Linked DNA regions of Homo sapiens: region 2 is linked to region 1. A link is an interaction called in ENCODE POLR2A ChIA-PET data of the cell type or tissue named here. Cell type or tissue: HepG2. All regions are shown on one strand. Each heading gives the region's core, and the rest is flanking DNA. Links, peaks and the distances in the headings are about the cores only. Region 1 has its middle 18 kb from the start of TRG-CCC4-1. Region 2 overlaps NBPF1 (NBPF member 1).

Region 1 (2,905 bases), core at 206-2,705:
GCCACCCACTCTCTCACACTGCCCCATTTTGTGTGCTTGGTGACTCGCACACATGTCCGCAGCCACCTTAGAGCAGGCCTTGATATGTTCACCATGAATCCCCAGAGGCTACAAGCGTGTGGGGCACATAAATGGCACTCGGGGGCCAGGCGTGGTGGCTCACGCCTGTAATCCCAGCACTTTGGGAGGCCGAGGCGGGCAGATCACTTGAGGCCAGGAGTTCAAGACCAGCCTGGCCAACATGGTGAAACCCCATCTCTACTAAGAATACAAAAATTAGCCGGGCATGGTTGGCGGGCATCTGTAGTCCCAGCTACTCGGGAGGCTGAGGCGGGAGAATCACTTGAACCCAGGAGGTGGAGGTTGCAGTGAGTCAAGATCGCACCACTGTACTCCAGCCTCAGTGACAGAGTGAGACCCTGTCTCAAAAAAATAAAAAATAATAAAAATAAATGGCATTCGGGGAATAGTTTTTGGATGAATGGAAAGCAACTCATCCTGCCAGCTGGTGCTGATCAGCTCACCTTACAGAGAAGGAAACTGAGGCTGGATGAGGCTCAGTATCGGCAGCTGGAAGGCGGCAGCGCAGCAATGGAGACCAGGTCCCTAAGACTGAGACCAAAGCTCTCTTGGCTACTCAGTGTGGTCCTTGGACCAGTGTCATCAGCAGCCTCACCCAGGAGCTGGCTAGAAATGCAGAACCTCAGCCCTGCCCAGACCTCCTGAATCCGAACAGGCCTTTTAACCAGATCCCAGGTGCTGGGCAGGTGAAGGAGAGTCTGAGAAAGGCTGCTGTCTCACTCCAAGGACAAGCTGCTGGGGGTGTGTGTGGAGACTGGGACAAGCCCCAAACGGGGTCGTGCCACCCTGATTTCCCTAAAGAAGATGGCCGGGCACAGTGGCTCATGCCTGTAATCCCAGCCCTGGCCAACATGGTGAAACCCCGTCTCTAATAAAAATACAAAAAAATTAGCTGGGCGTGGTGGCATGCGCCTGTAATCCCAGCTACCTGAGAGGCTGAGGCAGGAGAATCATTTGAACCCAGGAGACAAAGGTTGCAGTGAGCCGAGATCGCGCCACTGCACTCCAGCCTGGGCGACAGAGCAAGCCTCTGTCTCACGAAAAAGAAAAAAAGAAAAAGAAAGAAAGAAAGAAAATAGGAGGTCCCGAGGTTGGTGTTGGGGGTGGCGTGGGGGATGGGCTGTGCATCCAGATGCAGACCCCAGGGCTCCCTGGGCACCCCGCCCCACCCACTTTCCACCTCTGCTCCTCCTCCTCCTCCATCTTCAGCTGCATCTTGCCCACCATCACCTGGCGCTTCCACTCGGGCTTGGGACGGCCCTGCTCATCGTGCGTGGGGATGAGCGCCTCCACGTCCAGCTGCACCCCCGGCGCAGGAGTAGTGGGCGGCACCGGAACCAAGCTTCCGTTGAGCAGCGGCTGAAACCCCGCAGCTGGCGGTGTGGGGCTCCGGACTGGTAACAGTGCAGGTGACACAGACGGCAGCGGCCAATCGGGCTGCAGGGAGAAGCGGTGGGGCTGAGCGCCTGGTGGCCTAGGGCCAGGGAAGCCGGGTCGCAGGCTCCTGCTGGGCCCGCCTACCTGGAAGGCCGGCTGCCTGCTGCCTGAGAACACTGTGGTCAGCCCCTTGCTCTGTGGCGTCGGCTTCAGGCTCTTGCCTGCCTTAATCTCAGCCAGTAGCTCCGAGTTGTCGCCCATCGGGAACATCACGTTGAAAGACTTGGTGCCTATGCAGAGGCAGGAGATGAGGCACTGGCCAGGGTGGGGCTGCATCCCTGCCACCCCTCACCCGCCCCTCTGCAGCCCCCTTCCCAACTCCAGATTGGATGGGTGCCCATCCTCGGGGCCAGCGGGCAGCTCTCCAGATCCCAGGTCCTGCAGGCAGCTTTCAGGGCCCCCAGAGGCAGGCCCTTGGTTCCCCGACTGTGGCAACCCCACCATCCTCCCCCACCCTACTCACGGGATGGAGGGCCCCTGCCTGGAGACCCCTGGGAGTTCATGGTGGCTCTTGGGCATATATTCCTGCCCAGCCACTGACTGCCCAGCCCCAAAACACTACCTGGAATCAGCCACCGGACCTTTGTCCCAGGTTTCCTGGCTCAGCCCGGCTGGGTGGAGCCTCCCTCTGGCCCTCTCCCTACATCAGCAAAGCCTCAGTGACCCTTGAGCTGAGTCAATTGGGGCCTCCATGGACATGCAGAGTCCAGACCCCAGAGTGCCAGTACCACCTGCTCCCCTCCCTCGCCACCACACCCACAGACAGACGCACAAGCAGACACATTGGTTGCAAGCCGGGAGCACATTTATGGCAAAGCACGGCTCAGCTCTAGGGGAAAGCAGAGCCCTTACTAAGGCCACAGGAGGCACCCAGGAAGAAGGGCAGCAGGTAATATGCAAACACCCAGGGCAGAGGGTGCATTTTCTGGCTTAGCCGGAGGAGGCGAATGGAGATTTGGAGAGATAGGTCTCTTGAGTCCCGATGAAGGGGTCAGGTCTGGGAGGGAGGAATAAAATGGGCCGACAGCTCTTGGATTCCCAGGCTGGGGATCCCAGAGTGCAGTCACCGGGAGGAGAAGAGTAGGAGAAAGGGAAAATCGGTGTGGCTTACTCATTTATTTAGGCAAAACCATCAGCCAGGCGCAGAATGCTTGGGTGCATATGTGGGTATGAGGGTAGGTATGAGGTGCAAGGCCCCACCCATGCATCGAGGTTCTCTCGCCTGCCAGCCCCTGCCCCTGCCCTTTCCTCAAGGCTGGGCCCCTCCTCCCGTGCTTTTCCTGCCTCTTCCCCCCACCCCGCGCCTCAGCCTCAGCCAGGAGCCGCGCACGCAGCTACTCACTCTTCCTGTGCCTCAGGACTCTCACTTCTAGGGACCAAGAGGAGA
Region 2 (2,905 bases), core at 274-2,773, 88 kb before region 1:
CTGCCGCAGTGGCACCCACAAATCAAAGGAGGGGGCTGGGAAGAGCTAAGGGCTACTGGATGAGCTCTCTGCCTGCAAGACAGAAGCAGATCCAGAGATTTTGGAAAATAATGTAGGTTTCAGTACAGTGTGATCTCTTCAAAAAAGTAGAGAGAATGAAAAGGAAAGAAAAAGAGAGAGCATGAGAGAGAAAGAAGAAGAAAAGAAGAAAGGAAGAAAGGAAAGAAGGGAGGGAAGGAGGGAAGGAGGAAGGAAGGGAGGGATGGAGGGCGGGTGGGAAGGAGGGAAAGAATAAAAAGAGAGAGAAAGAGAGTTGGAGGGAAGTAGGGAAGGAAGGAAGGAAGGAAGGAAATGAACAAATTTACATGAAGATGAGAACAGTGGGGAAACTTACACCACCAATATTTTCCATTAACAGGAACACGCTAAGTAGTTATTAGAGAAAGACACGCTACTGTAAAACAATATACTGTTTCCATGGGGTACAACAACCCCTTCCTCCTCCTCTGAAACACATTCTATCTCTGGCTCACTGTTGCCAGAGACACTGAGTCTTGTCTTTGGATACGTTCTGGTGCCCACAAGAATGAGATGAGACAGTGGATCCCAGAACACCAGGCCACGAACTTCCCTGTTGCTCCTTGTCCACTCCAGAAGCTACCCAGCTGCAGTTGGGGACCTCAGCCCCTGGGTCTGATGTCATCCATTTGCCTTTCTCAATGGACTTCTCTCCTTGCACTGGCTCCTACTCCCCCAGGACCTGTGGGTGACCACATGAGAAGAACACAAACAGGCCATGCCCCTTTCTTTCTCCCCCTCTCAATGCCTGCAGTAGTGGGTTCCATGGGGTAGTGACCTGAGATTTACTCATTGTGGGGCCTCTAGCCCAGAGCAGGGCCTACTACCTCACAGTCACCCCATGAATGCTCAGTGAAAGAAGACGTCCACCACAAGGTCCTGGGGAACCAAGAATTCCACTGTGGCCCATAAATTCTAAGTCTACAGGATTCTGGAATGGGAGATGGGAAAGGCCTTCAAAAGTGGCCACTTTTAACCCATTATACTGGCAACTGAGCCATGTTTCCCCATCCTGGACACATCCAGAGGGCACTGCCTAAAACCAGACACATCTCCCCACCCAGGACAGTGTAGGAGCCTTAGCCTGGGGGATGCAGGTGGACAGGGAGGGGGTGAGCCACCAAAGCTGAAGAGCAGAAAGCAGGTGAAAGGGGACAGCAGGGTGGAAACAGAGAGAAATGGGGGCAGAGAATGGGGGGTGAGAGGGGAAGAGTGAGGAGAGGGATGCAGATCTAGCTAGTAAGGAAAAGTCCTGGAGAGAACACTGTCCTCTCCTGAAGTAAAATCACTTCTACCTGACCACGGCACTGCAGCTCATGGGCAGCACATGCTGTGGATATTTGTTCATTCATTTAACAAATATTTATTTAATATCTGTTGCATGCCAAGCAAGGCCCTGCAATGTTTAGGGACCTTGACATCTTCCCTTCACATCTGAGTCATAATACAAAGAGGACTCTCTGACCCCACTGAGCTGGCAATGCCTCGGGATTTTTACCTGTTGGATCTGGCAGCTCTTGATGTCAGCCCACACCATGTGAGGCTGCTCTTGGTGCACCCAATGGGGAAGTTTCTACATCAGGGCCTCGGAGAATCCACTGGAAGCCCTGGACAGTGGGAGTCAGCGGCATCCCCAGTGTGGAGGCCAAGAGCACACAGTGCTTAAGCTCCAGGCACCCTCAGGAGGACGGCAAGGGACAATTGGCTGGTGAGAGCCCGGGTCACCGGGAACCTTCGCCTGGGTCTAAACAGGATTTGCCTTCAGATTGCCTGTGAGATAAAAGAGAGAAATCAAGGTTAACGTTGAGATTTAGGGCTTCGGTAACTTGAAGGATGGAGCTGCCATTTACGGAGACTGGGAAGACCCAGGGAAGAGCAGATTGAAAGGTGGTGGGAACTAGAGGTGGTTGGGTTTCTGTCATATGTAATCAACAGTCCTGACCAGCCTGGGCAACATAGTAAGACCCCGTCTGGGAAAAGAAAAAAGGAAAAATAAGCTGAGCATGGTGGTGCACACTTGTAGTCTCAGCTACTTGGGAGGCTGAGGCAGGAGGATTCCTTGAGCCTTCAGTTAGCGGTTAGTGAGCTATGATGGCACCACTGTACTCCAGCCTGGGGGGAAAAAAATAAAGAGTCCTGACTAAATACTAGAGTAGCCAGGGAAGTTTTCACAAAGTAAGTAATATTTGAGGCAGATCTTAGTGAACAAGAATTCCATTATTTCTGTTAGGGAATTAAGAGAGTGTGGGTGTCGTTAGTTAATGCTTATTAAAGTAGCTTTGGAATCTCATCTACTGGTCTAGCTGGTCTATCTGTACACGTATATTGTATATGCTGTCTCTCTGAGCTTTCGCTAGGTTATGCTACGGTAACAAAAGCCCCAAAATCTTAGCAGCTACACATACGAAGGTTTATTTTTCATTGACATGTCCTTTTATGGCAGGTTGACTGTGACTCTACTCTATACAAGCTACTTTATTTGTTAGATGGTGAAAACTGTGATACTCGGAGGTTGTTGAATATGGTATTAGTATGTTCATTCATTCATTCATTTAAGAAATATTTATTCAATATCTGTTTCATGCCAGGCAAGGTCAAGTACTGAGAATACACTGGTGAATCAAAGAGACAAAATCTCTAATTGCCAGGAGCTTATATTGAAAATCAGATTAAACACATACAAAATCATCATAATAACAACAATGAATACTATATTCATAAATAATAGCTGTAAGAGATTTTAGTACATCTTTTAAATTAGAAAAATATAAAAATTATTAAAACTAAAATGGCCAGGTGTGATGGCTCATGCCTGTGATCCCAACAC

The links. Peaks named below come from ENCODE experiments on the same cell type or tissue, not always from the same donor. Only the 100,000 strongest peaks of a DNase experiment are listed, where the experiment ranks them.
Region 2: POLR2A ChIA-PET joins it to region 1 with 6 read pairs; 6 of 35 experiments call an interaction of 5 or more read pairs at or near these places.

Annotation. Positions count from the first base shown.
Region 1 is chr1:16,695,177-16,698,081 of GRCh38, forward strand. It overlaps the pseudogene ESPNP. Among named protein-coding and RNA genes, the nearest start is that of TRG-CCC4-1, 18 kb to the left of the region's middle. RefSeq lists an enhancer at 1-429. In HepG2, for the core only: no CTCF peak of the experiment used is centred there; a DNase peak (open chromatin) is centred at 1,485; H3K4me3 peaks cover 281 bases.
Region 2 is chr1:16,606,932-16,609,836 of GRCh38, forward strand. It overlaps NBPF1 (NBPF member 1), which reads right to left. Exons shown (of 18, transcript NM_001405701.2): 2 at 1,577-1,848. Among named protein-coding and RNA genes, the nearest start is that of NBPF1, 5.2 kb to the right of the region's middle. RefSeq lists enhancers at 339-840, 841-1,340. In HepG2, for the core only: no CTCF peak of the experiment used is centred there; a DNase peak (open chromatin) is centred at 1,510.